Regions from separate parts of the Mus musculus genome. Here region 1 is linked to region 2. The links are chromatin contacts, found by Hi-C or POLR2A ChIA-PET in ENCODE. All regions are on one chromosome and are shown on one strand. Each heading gives the region's core, a stretch centred on a gene start or an enhancer-like site at or near the end of the contact. The rest is flanking DNA. Distances are from core to core; before and after follow the strand shown. Region 1 holds the start of Gal3st4 (galactose-3-O-sulfotransferase 4). Region 2 holds the start of A430033K04Rik (RIKEN cDNA A430033K04 gene).

What was found. A loop is a pair of places that touch in the nucleus more often than their neighbours do. ChIA-PET counts read pairs that join two places held with the same protein, here RNA polymerase II (POLR2A).
Region 1: a loop to region 2 is called in a map of T-helper 1 cell, with 2.3 times the contacts of the local background. The contact joins the promoter of Gal3st4 here to the promoter of A430033K04Rik in region 2. A Hi-C loop is called at or near these places in 2 of 37 maps with a recorded cell type or tissue (T-helper 1 cell and T-helper 17 cell). POLR2A ChIA-PET finds 5 or more read pairs at or near these places in 2 of 5 experiments (Patski and embryonic stem cell).

The regions. Positions count from the first base shown.
Region 1 is chr5:138,270,742-138,276,493 of GRCm38, reverse strand. It overlaps Gal3st4 (galactose-3-O-sulfotransferase 4), which reads left to right and starts at 3,682. Exons shown (of 4, transcript NM_001347507.1): 1 at 3,682-3,762; 2 at 5,114-5,215; 3 at 5,423-5,726. The coding sequence starts at 3,755. It overlaps Gpc2 (glypican 2 (cerebroglycan)), which reads left to right. Exons shown (of 10, transcript NM_172412.2): 6 at 156-286; 7 at 419-565; 8 at 648-787; 9 at 870-1,039; 10 at 1,925-2,834. The coding sequence ends at 2,184. It also overlaps a transcript of Stag3 not described here.
Region 2 is chr5:138,620,618-138,626,397 of GRCm38, reverse strand. A430033K04Rik (RIKEN cDNA A430033K04 gene) reads right to left here and starts at 3,539. Exons shown (of 4, transcript NM_183025.2): 1 at 3,410-3,539. The coding sequence starts at 3,448.

The sequences.
Region 1 (5,752 bases), core at 2,433-4,932, 350 kb after region 2:
TGGGGGAAGCACAAGGTGGGGGGGGGTGGTCTCATGCAGTCACACAGCCCACCTACAAGCAAACAAAGTGCTCTTTCCTTTAAGGCCCCAGTGAGATGTGTGGGAACATATTAAATCAGAGCTGTCCCCTGTCCCCTTTCTCCCCTTCCCTCAAGATGGTCTCCTGCTGCTGGCTGAGAAACTCCAAGGACCCTTTTCCTTTGAACTGGCTGCTGAGTCCATTGGGGTGAAGATCTCAGAAGGTTTGATGCACTTACAGGAAAACAGTGTAAAGGTGTCAGCGAAGGTATAGAGAGGGAAGGATGGAGGTGAGGTGTGGGTGTCAGAAACAATAAGGCATATAGAGGACTGTAGTTTCCGAGACGGGACACTCTGATTGGCTTCAGAGTGGCTCTTGAGGTCTTTCCCTGTATGATAGGTGTTTCAGGAATGTGGGACCCCCCATCCCGTGCAGTCCCGCAGCCGGCGAGCACCAGCACCCCGAGAAGAGGCTAGCCGGTCGTGGAGGGCTTCAGCGGAGGAAGAACGGCCCACAACAGCGGCAGGCACTAATCTGCACCGCTTGGTTGGTAGTGGAGCCACCGGGGCTGGTGGGTGTGGCAAGACAGCTGCTCACAAGTGCTGCAGCTTTGTTTTCTGTCGGGCAGGTTTGGGAGCTCCGGGAGAGACTTAGCCGAGTACGGGGCTTCTGGGCTGGACTGCCTGTAACCGTATGTGGGGACTCCCGCATGGCGGCAGATCTCTCACAGGAGACGGCACCCTGCTGGACTGGAGTTGGGAGAGGCCGGTGAGTCTCGGGCTCAGGCGGCTATGGGAGTCTGGAAGGAGGGAAGGCTGCAGCCGGAGCCCTCGGGGTGCTGTGCTCTCAGGTATATGTCGCCTGTGGTCGTGGGCTCCTTGAATGAGCAGCTCCACAACCCGGAGTTGGATACTTCGAGTCCCGATGTCCCGACGCGGAGGCGGAGGCTACATCTCCGAGCAGCTACTGCTCGAATGAAGGCGGCTGCGCTGGGTCAGGATCTTGACATGCATGATGCGGGTGAGGCTCAGAAACTCACTCTGCAAGGCCCCTTGACCCAGGCCCTGGTCCATTGCTTCCCAAGTCCCGCCCACTAACCTCCATCTGACTGCTATGAGCCAGCTCTGGAGCCCAGCCCATTGCCTCTCAAGTCTCATCTTGCTCTTGGAACTTCCCATTGCTCCTTGACACCACCCCAACTGTGCTTCCACTCCTGCCCATCCCCCTTCGAGGCCCACACATTGCCCCACTAGCCACCCTTCCACCCCTCATCCCCGCCCCACATTAATTAGCTTCATTCTTTTCTATTCACTTAAGCCTTAAGTGCCTGTCTCAAAGGTCTCCATCCTTGACTGTGGTGGGAGACACAAACATTCCTACAGAGAACACTGAGGAAACTTATTGTAAAGAACTGGGGGCAGGGAAGCTAGCTGTGCTGTCACTGGGCTGCCCCACCTCCACCCCACCCCCACCCGTGAAATTAACCAAAAAGAGAACCAAGCACATCCAACTTTTCTTAGGTTGGCTCCCAACTCCTCCTCCCTCCCCATCCCCCTTTCTCTACCTTTGTTTTCTGGCTTCTTGTCTGCTTGCCATCCCCATCGACTCTTTTTTTTTTTTTCTTCTGCTCTGTCTTTTCCAGTCTCCTTGCCTTCTCCCATCTCCTTGTCTGGTGTGTGATTATGCGTTTCCTTCCTGGTATTCCTGTCACCGCTCACAGTTGTGTGTCCTTCTCTTGCCTCTCTGAATCTCCTTTTTTTATATTAACTATACAAAGTAATAGATTTCATTTTGACATTTTCACGCATATATATGAAAATGTGCTTATGGTTTATCTCAGTTTCCATTTGAAATCTCTTGCTCTTCCTTCCTACCATCTACCTCTGATCCTCTCCATCTACACAGATGAAGATGCCAGTGGCTCTGGAGGGGGACAGCAGTATGCAGACGACTGGAAAGCTGGGGCAGTGCCTGTGGTTCCCCCAGCCAGGCCTCCAAGGCCACCTCGTCCTCCTCGAAGGGACGGTCTTGGAGTGAGAGGAGGAAGTGGCAGTGCCAGATACAACCAGGGCCGAAGCAGGAATCTGGGGTCATCTGTTGGCCTCCATACCCCACTTGTCCTCCTCCTCCTTCCCTCAGCCCTGACCCTGCTTGTACTTCGATAACGAGGGAGGGGCGCCCTAGCATCAAAAGGCTTAGTGGCTCTTTTTCTTCCACCTCCCTCAGCCAGGCATGAGGAGGAGTGGAAGGGGGCTACAGAGAGGGCAGAAAGGGACTTTGTGGGTGAATGGCTGGGGCCCCAAATCCAGGAGTTTCCAATTAATGGGGTGGGAGGTAGATGGGTTTCATAATATTTATTTTTTCATTTGGGAACTGGGGATATTTATTTAGGAAGGATGGTTCAGCTCTTTTAAATCTTTGGGCTCACTGATGGGGTGGGGGGTGGGACACGGGGTTGAAGGAACTTGAAAGTGGGGAGGAATGGTACTATTGGCATGGGGGTACCTGGTATTGAAAATGGACACATAAACTAGCTGAGAGTGATGTCACTTGCCTGTAAACCCATTATTCTTTGGGATGCTGAGGCAGGAGGATTGAGAGTTAGGGACTAATAAAGCTAGGTGCTGACAGTAGAACAGGAAGGAGGGTAGAACCTGAGTTTTGTTGCCTCTTTTAAAATCATCTGCTTCTTAAGTATGGGGCGGGGGGAGGGACCCATCTAGCGACCTTTGCCATCCACATCCATCACAAACTTCCACTTCATATTTCAGTGTTCATATCAGTGTCTATTGGTAAATAAAGAATTTATTGGACCACGTGTATGGCTCTCTGTGTGTGTATGTGTGTGTGTGTGTGTGTGTTTGCGTGCCCGCACACACTCCCAGAGACCAGAGGAGGACGTGTTTTGCTATATCTCTCTGCCTTATTCCCTGGAGAGACTGGCATTCTGGCTAAAGCGGATGCTAGGCTGGCAGCCAGAACGCTCCAGTGATCCTTTTATCCTCCCATATCACTGGAATCACAGGGAAGATGTGCTTGTGACCGAGCCCAGTGTCTTTACATGGCTATAAGGGATCTGAACTTGGGTCCGCACGCGTGTGCAACAAGTGCTTTTCCTCCAGTCTATGTTTCCCTGGGCATCTGTAACTGGCCCAATTTCTACCTGCTTCTTGCCTCTTGGAGTCTGTCACTTGGGAGCAAGCAGCTCTAAAGAACAACCCCGTATTTCCCAAGCCTGAGGTCTGAGTATCTTAATATATTAAAAAACAATTTGGAGATCAAACAAATTACATGAGGAAGTCCCTGTAAAATGTGCAGAACACCAGGCCTCCTTAGATTACACACCACTGCTCCTGCCTTCAGGGCAAGAGCTGCTCTTCTTGGCAGCCTCTCTGTCTCTCTCCCTGTCTCTTCACCTGAATAAATCTCTTGTTTTGTGGAAAGCCAAAAGAAAAAGATGTAATTGATTCCTACTTGAAAGGAGGGTAGAAGTGACATCTTTCAAAGGCAGTCTAGGCGATCTTTCCCCAGCGGACTGGTAAAGGGGCAGGGAGGGGAAGAGACCCAGAGAGACTGATCAATGCCCAAGCAAGCAAGTGGCTGCTTGGACCGGCGGGACAAAGGGAGGAGAGGGGGAGGAGTCTGGGTGCTGAGAAAAGTTTGTGGGGCAAGTTGATCCAAGGAGCCGGGCGGTGGCTGGGGAGCCTGACCTGGTTTTTTCTGACTGCTCTCCTTATGGCCTGGTGAGTGCCTAAAGAAGCTGAGGCTGGAACCGGTGGAGGGACCTTTGAATTTCTGGAAGGAGACTTGAGGGGTTCACAGAAGACCCTTAACAAAGGACTGAAGACAGATGCAGCACTCACCAAAACTTCAGAGGGAGAGCTGGGATGAGGAGCTCGAGGTGGATGGTAGGATATCGAGTTTAGCCCGGATAGAGGAGTGAGTTCTCGGCTGAATCCTAGGGGCTGTGCTCCGGGGAGGGAGTTAGGGAGGGAGCTAGGGATACTGCCAGAAGGAGGCGGACCTCTGGATAGCAAGCTTGGATTCTTTCCGTTTGGGTCAGCCTGGCTAGTTCTGGAAAGGAGGCTGTTTAAGAATGTCGGGAGGACCTTGATCTTTGATTATAGGGTGTGATCTGAAAAAAGGGAGTTATACTCCAAATTGATCAGGAAGCTTAAGGCCGGAAAAGAAGAATCAATTAATCAAAACCCCCCTCCTTTTCTGCTTGCCGCCTGTGCTGGTAACTAGGATTATGAAGTGAGATGGGGTGTATATGGGGACTCTGTAGACCCACATCTCCATCAGCCCCTTTTAGTCCTTAGGGTCTTCCATGTACTGAGCAGGTAGCAGCCTTGCCAGCAGGAACAGTGGCTCACCACGCACTCCTCTAAGTCCACCGCCCCCGTCCCTCCTGGGTTACCCAACCTGTTCCTATCTGGTCCTCCATTCCTTCCTAAAGTTTCTCCCTGTACTAGCTACAGAAGAAGGGGGGCTCTTCATTCCTATTTGTGATTGACAGAGAGACTCAGAAGGCAGCCAGGACCAGGCTTGACAGTGAGTCCAGGTTATCATCATGAGCCAACAGGTTCAATCTCATTTACTGTCTGTTTCATTTGAGATCTGGGTCCTGGCTTTATCTCCTTCCCTGTTAAATGTCCAGTGCTTAAAGGGGGGTGAGTACAATTGAAGAGCCAGGAAGTGGCAGTGGACAAACAAGGTTGGCAGCAAAAGGAAGAGATGCCAGGTTATCTACAAGGTTCCAGTATAAAGAAGGTATACACACACACACACACACACACCAGGCTACTCCCCATCCCTGCCTCAGGTCTAAGAAGAAAAGCTCCTTAGACTCCTCTCCTTCCCCCTCATTTCCCTTCTAGACGCTGACAGAGGCAAAATTCTGCTAACTCAGGGGGCAGACTCAACCAGGGCTGCAAGGAGGCCTGGGGAATGATCCCCTGATCTCCAAAAGGTGCCTTCCACGGCTGTACAGCCATCTCCAGCTCTCTCTGCCACTCATGGCTCTTGGCCCTGGCTCTGTCCCCATTTAATGTCACTTCCCTTGTGACACATGGGCCCTCTGTCTCCTGCCAGGACCATGAGGCTCTGGAGGCCTCGGAGCCTGGGGGTGGCTCTGGGAGTCTTCATGACCATTGGATTTGGCCTCCAGTTCCTGGGGGGATCATTCCAGAGGAGGTGAGTCCCTAGCCTGTCCTACCTCTCTGACTATAAACCCCACCCCCACAACCTACTTTTCCTTGATCCTACCTGGGAATGTGACTCTTGGGGGTAAATCCTCAGGGGTGGGGGTGGGCGTTCCTACTGTCTATTCATTACAAGGACCCACCTGCTCCACACAATGCTAAGGGACAGGACATTTCCCTCCCTATCTTTTTTTTCCAGACTACCTGGACTGCAGCTCCGACAGTCCTGGGTCCCTTCACTGGGATCAACTGTTAAGTCTTGCCTACCCCGACAGCGACTTGTGTTCTTGAAGACACACAAATCTGGGAGCAGCTCTGTGCTCAATCTCCTTCATCGCTATGGGGACCAGCAGGGGCTACGTTTTGCCCTGCCTGCCCACTACCAGTTTGGCTACCCAAAGCTTTTCCAGGCTTCTAAGGTCAAAGGCTACCATCCCCAGAGTGCGGATACTCAGAAGCCTTTCCATATCCTCTGCCATCACATGAGATTCAACCTCAAAGAGGTGAGGAGGTCTAGCGAGGGCAGGCT
Region 2 (5,780 bases), core at 2,290-4,789:
TACACAAATCTGTGTTTTAAAAAGAAAAACATATCCATAATTTCAACTACACTGAATTCATTGTATTCATGAAATAAAACAAAGGGTAAAGAAGACGACGTGGCCCCATGGGAGAAAACAATCATCTTATATATATCTCATCACTTTTAATAGGGAAGGAAAAGATAGAGACCTAGGAAGAAAATTAGGCAAGAGATTTGAAAAGCTGTTTTATACAGTAAGCATATTCACGCCCAGTATCTATAAGAAATGTAGAACACATTTAGAAATGAGAAAAAGGACCCATAAAACAAAATAACAAGGTAGACAAGCAGTGTTAATGAACACATGGACTAACTGAACACACATTCAAGATGGAGTATATGTAGTTATTCTTTTGGAGGAAGTGGCTTGGACAGAGACAAATTATTCTCTGTCATGGGTATTAATGTATGTCCTGATAACACAGGAAACACAGAAAGAGCTGAAATCCTGGGAGACGGAGACAAGAGAAGGTGTAACCTGGAAATGACAAATGATGATGTATTTAGGTGCCAATCACACCCAAGAGCTTTTATGTGTGGGTAAACAATGAAGCATGGGCTAAGTTTTGCATCGATATTATATGTAGGGATGTTTCACTTAGACACAAAATTTGTAAAGGAAATAGGCAGAATTTCGGGGAAAATAAAAACTCACAGAGGCACATAGAAAGACTAAGCTTCATATACCACTTGTGTTGAAAAGCTTATAAATAGAATCATTTTCTCCTAAGTTAATTAATAATATTATTGCATCAAAATTTCAACTTGCTTAATTCTTACTAGAAGGAAAAAAAGCACGAAACCCTGGAAAATTTCTGTAAGATTCAATATATGCATGTGTAAATGCATAATATATGTGTGTGTGTGCATGTATGTATCCACAGTATATATGAAATTAATCTAGGAAAGAGCAATAAGATTGGCTACTAACATGATAGTAACATATTATATAACACTAGTACTGTAATAACAAAGTCCAAGTTATCCTAATATAAATAAAATATGCTGATGGATTTATATGGATGTGAAGTTTGTATTAAGAGCAACAAAAGGCATATATTAATCCAATCTCATAAAAACATTATTGGTTAGTAGGAAAAAATAAATAAAAGAGTAAAGCTTTGGCATTCAGAATGGATGCTCAGCACCTCCTAAGCTCCCTCCCCTCCTCCAGCTCACCCCAACAACAAGGTCCATCAGTCTCTCCTGGAACGAGTTTTAATATGCAACAAGTGTCTCAGTTTTACTGTATCCCATTTTAATTAATTAATCCTAATCCTCTGAATGCTGGAAGCAGAAAAGACTGGGCCTATGCAAATAGCTATGAATCCCAGCAAAACCCAACTTAGTTAGGTTTAGCCCATTAAGATGCACGTGTTTGAATGCTTGGCCATAGGGAGTGGCACTATTAGGACGGCTGGCCTTATTGGAGGAGGTAAGGCTTTATTGGGGGCGGGCTTTGAGGTCTCCTATGCGCAAACTCTGCCCAGTTGGAAGTAGTCCCTTTCTGCTACCTATGGATTAAGATGTAGTACTTTCAGCTCCTTTAGCACCAAGTCCGCCTGCATGCTTCCATGCTTTCCACCATGATGATAATGGACCTGTGAAACTGTAAGCCAGCCCTAAGTGTTAGGCAGGCACAAAAGCACTTGGTTGGTGCTCAACTCCCAGCATTAATGAAGAAATGAAAGGTCACAGACCAGTGTGAACCCTGAAAAGGCTTTGAATGCTCCCCCAGTAGCCACTTGAATCCCACCAGGGACTGGTTATTCCAAACAACAGACCTCCTGTAGCTTCAGCACAGAATAAATATTATCAAAACAATGGAACAACAGAGTTTCTTTTAGATGACAGTATACCAGGACTTTCCTTCTGGCAGCAGGGCATCTGGGTGCTCCCCTGAGAGACTGCACCCCCACACCTCAAAAATCCTCTTAGATGAGGAGAGGACCCAGTGCCCTAGAATAAGATCAGTAAGATCAGCTATCATTACACGACACTAGCATGCAGTTTGTAATTCAAATACTGTGATAAAATATCCAAGGGTTCCAATGCTACAAAAGTCATCTATCGATGGATGTACATGGATCAAAGGATGGTATTGTTAAGAGCAACACAGACATATCAGTATAACAGATAAAAATAGAATTACTAGTTAATTAGAAATTAATTACTATGTAGTAGAAAACACACACACACACAACGAGCAGCACTGGACCTCTTGGCAGCCTTATAGGGCCTTGGCACTTCCATCACACTCTTCCACAGTTCACCCCACATTTCAGGTCTACTCAGTATTGCTAAATACTCCAAGAGACCCGAGACGGGACGATTATAAGCATTTCGGTTCAGGCACTTCAGAAACCTACTACCTGGAAAAGACATGGAGGTGGGGATGAGGACATCTCACAGTTCCTATGGGGGAAGTAGACAAAGGTATTCTCATAAATTGTCCTAGCCTAGAGTGGGGGGGGGGGGGTAGGACAGAAGACACAGTCTTTTTAAAACAAGGACTCAGGGGTTTCTTCTCTACTTTACTCTCTTCACACACAAACATCCTCAGGACTAGAGAGACAGCTCAGCAGTTAAGAGCAATTGCTGCTCTTCCAGGGGACCCGGGGCTTGGTTCCCAGCATCCACATGGGGAAACTCACAGCCTGCTGTAACTTCACTTCAGGGGAATCAATCACACGCCATTTTCTGGCACTGCCCTCATTTGGTGCACTCAGACACACACAGACACACACAGACACACACAAACACACTTAAAAATCAATTTTTCTCGTACCTGGAGGAAAACAAAACTTTTTTTTTTTGAAAAAAATATTGGTTTGAGATTACCATAAGGAAAATATATCATTTGGAATAAATGGGAGGCTTTCAAAAGTGCAGCTGCTCTGCAGAGTACCTGTAGTAAGCCCAGGACCATACAAAATGGGTGAAAGGGGAAATTTTCGTGTTGGGAGTGTGGGCGAGGATGTGGAAGAACAGGTAGTAGACTGCAGTGGAGCTGGCTTAGGTTCTGGGTTTGCGACCCTGTTTCCCATTCATTTGTGAAGTTCGGGCTAGGTGGGCCACGGAGAGAACGAAGGGACTGGGGATTCTAGAAAACATAGTTCCTTTAGTGAATGACCGTCACATTCAGAGACTCTCCCCTGATGATCCACCAAGTCCTCGCCACGCATGATCCGGAGCAAACAGGCAGCCAGAGCAGAGCTGCTCAGAAAAGGCGCCAGAACCCTCAGGTAGAAGGACAGGACGCCCAGGCTCCAGCAACCCCGCAGCCCAGGGGATCCAGATCAGCTGCCCAGGAGGCCTCACCGCAGACCCTGCTCTGCCACAGCGCTTCCCGCACTGTCACCTCCGGGCGCCACACGTACACTCACCATGTCCACTTCTGGGAGCCGCTGGCGTCTTCTCACCATCGCCCAGCACTTACAGCGTCACCGCGCCACCGAAGCTGAGCAACAGCTTCCCTAGCAGCATACAGTGATTCCAATATGGAGGGTCCCAGACAAAGGCTGGTTGACAGCCAAAGCCCGCCCCTACCCTCCGTTTGTGTGTCTGATTGGGCACGTCTTGAGGCTAGGGCCTCTGATTGGACAGAGCTTCAGGTTCTCTGTCCTCTGAAAGACAGTAGTTGGCTCCAGCTCACAGCTGAAGGAGCTCAGGTTAACAGGTTCTTAGCTGCAGCTGTTGGGGACTCTGGCTCCTGTCACGTCTCCAAGTTTGGACTTCTATAGGAGGCCTGACCCTCGGTCTTCTCCAGCTATGGGGTAGCCACGAGTCCTGTCGCGTATATGCACAAAGACTTCAGCCTCTGTTAAAACCTTATGCCTTCAGGTCCATACGCGTTGCTTTTAGCCTGCTAAAGTCCTCTCTGGACCACAGCTCACATTTGCTTTTAATTCTATACATAAAGTCATATGTGATTATGAGTTAAGTATGTGTACATGTGTTTAGTCGAATAAACAAATGGGAAGATGTCCGTTTTCAAAATCATCTCAAAATTTCTGAAATCTGCTCTCATTAGCTTTGCCTTCAAAATGGAAAGAGACTTGTAAAAGTTTTCTTATATTCAGATTAAAAATTGCAGGCAAAGTCAACCTTGGTGGCGCGTGCCTGTATGTACTCCTTAGCACTTGAAAGACAGAGTCAGGGAAATCGCAATCTCAAGTTCAGCTTGGCTACAGGATGAGTTTTATGGCACCTTGGGACGCATATCTAAACCCTGACTTGAAATAAATGAATACACGTGATGTTGATTGCAATGACCCATTGCACCTAAAATATCTTTATAATCTGACCAGTGAAAACTTGATGACTTTTATGTGCTATTGGGACAAGATCTTCAAACGTATTTAGATTCTAGCTTGCCTCCACTCAGAACAGCTACAAAATCCTTTTGAGAGCTATGACTTTCCTGGTCTCAGGAAGTAGAAGGGACTGCTCTATACATATTTTTGTAAGCTCAGCAACATCTAATAAGAGGAGATGGAGATCAGTGTCTATTCGGCACCTTTTGTTAGTCAAGTGACTTGTAAGCAGTATCAAGTCCTCGTAACCTGCTTTTCTCTGTAGTCCAGGGAATGATCTGGGGTTTTGAATAAATGTGTTTACTGAGTATATAGCAAGGAAAAAAAGTAAAAGGATAAATTGCATGTCGTTGATTGACAGAACCAGCAGAGTTTACAATACTCAGTAAGGACAGCTGGAGGAACCTGACTAAGAGAGCTAACAGGCTGGAGAAATGGCTTAAGAACGTTTAAAGTTCTGTCCTGAGGACCAGAGTTCAAATCCAGCACTCATATCAGGTGACTCAAAACCATCTGTAACTTCAGTTCCAAGGGATCGTATGCTCTCTTCTGGCCTTCGGGGCACCTTCATGTACATGTCTGCATACACTTACACAAACACATATATGTACACACACACACACACACACACACACACACACACACAGAGGCACCAAAGTGACAAAATGAGAAATTGGTAGTGTTTACAGTCATGCAGCAGGAGTTGATCAGGGGCCATCAAGGCAGTCACCTGGGGTTCCTGATTATAATCTTTTCCACCATGAATCTTTTCCTGGCTTCTCCTTCCTAATGCAGGGATTTTTACCACAGTATGAACAATAGTAATGTTTGTTGAAAGTGGTTTATCTTTTAGCGGTTGCTATTGATGCACTGTGCTCAATAGTCTAGCATGCTTGTGTTTTGTTTTGCTTTGTTTTGTCTTTTTTGCTCTCCTTGTTACAGAGCTGGCAAGTCAGCCTGACTCAGGACAGGGAGTTTGGGGAGGAGAACAGGGAGGAGGGCCTTCTTGCTGCCCGAGTCTGCTTTTAAAACACTTGAAATAGCACATGACCGTTTGCTTATGTAATTTGTATTACAGTCACATAAGGTTGGATAACACGCCCTTCATTGTTCGGTAAACCAGCAGTGATTTTCTCTAAAGAAAATACCAGGCAAGACAATACTGATGTCATGACAATACTCAAGGCTCACCAATAGTTGCCTCTAGACCTATAAGCAGACTCAAGGCAAAGCAGGCCCCTAGAGGGGAGGTAGAAAGTATAGTCCTCGAGGAAGTATGCTACACTACAAAGGAGCTTTGTGAGTTTGCTAAGTCATTCAAACAGAAGTCTGTTTTATTTCTGTGAAGAGATACCAAGTCCAGGCTCTTTCTCCTCCTTTCCACGTGTGGATCAGGATGTAGCTCTCAGCTACCACTTCAGCACCAGGTACTTCACCATGC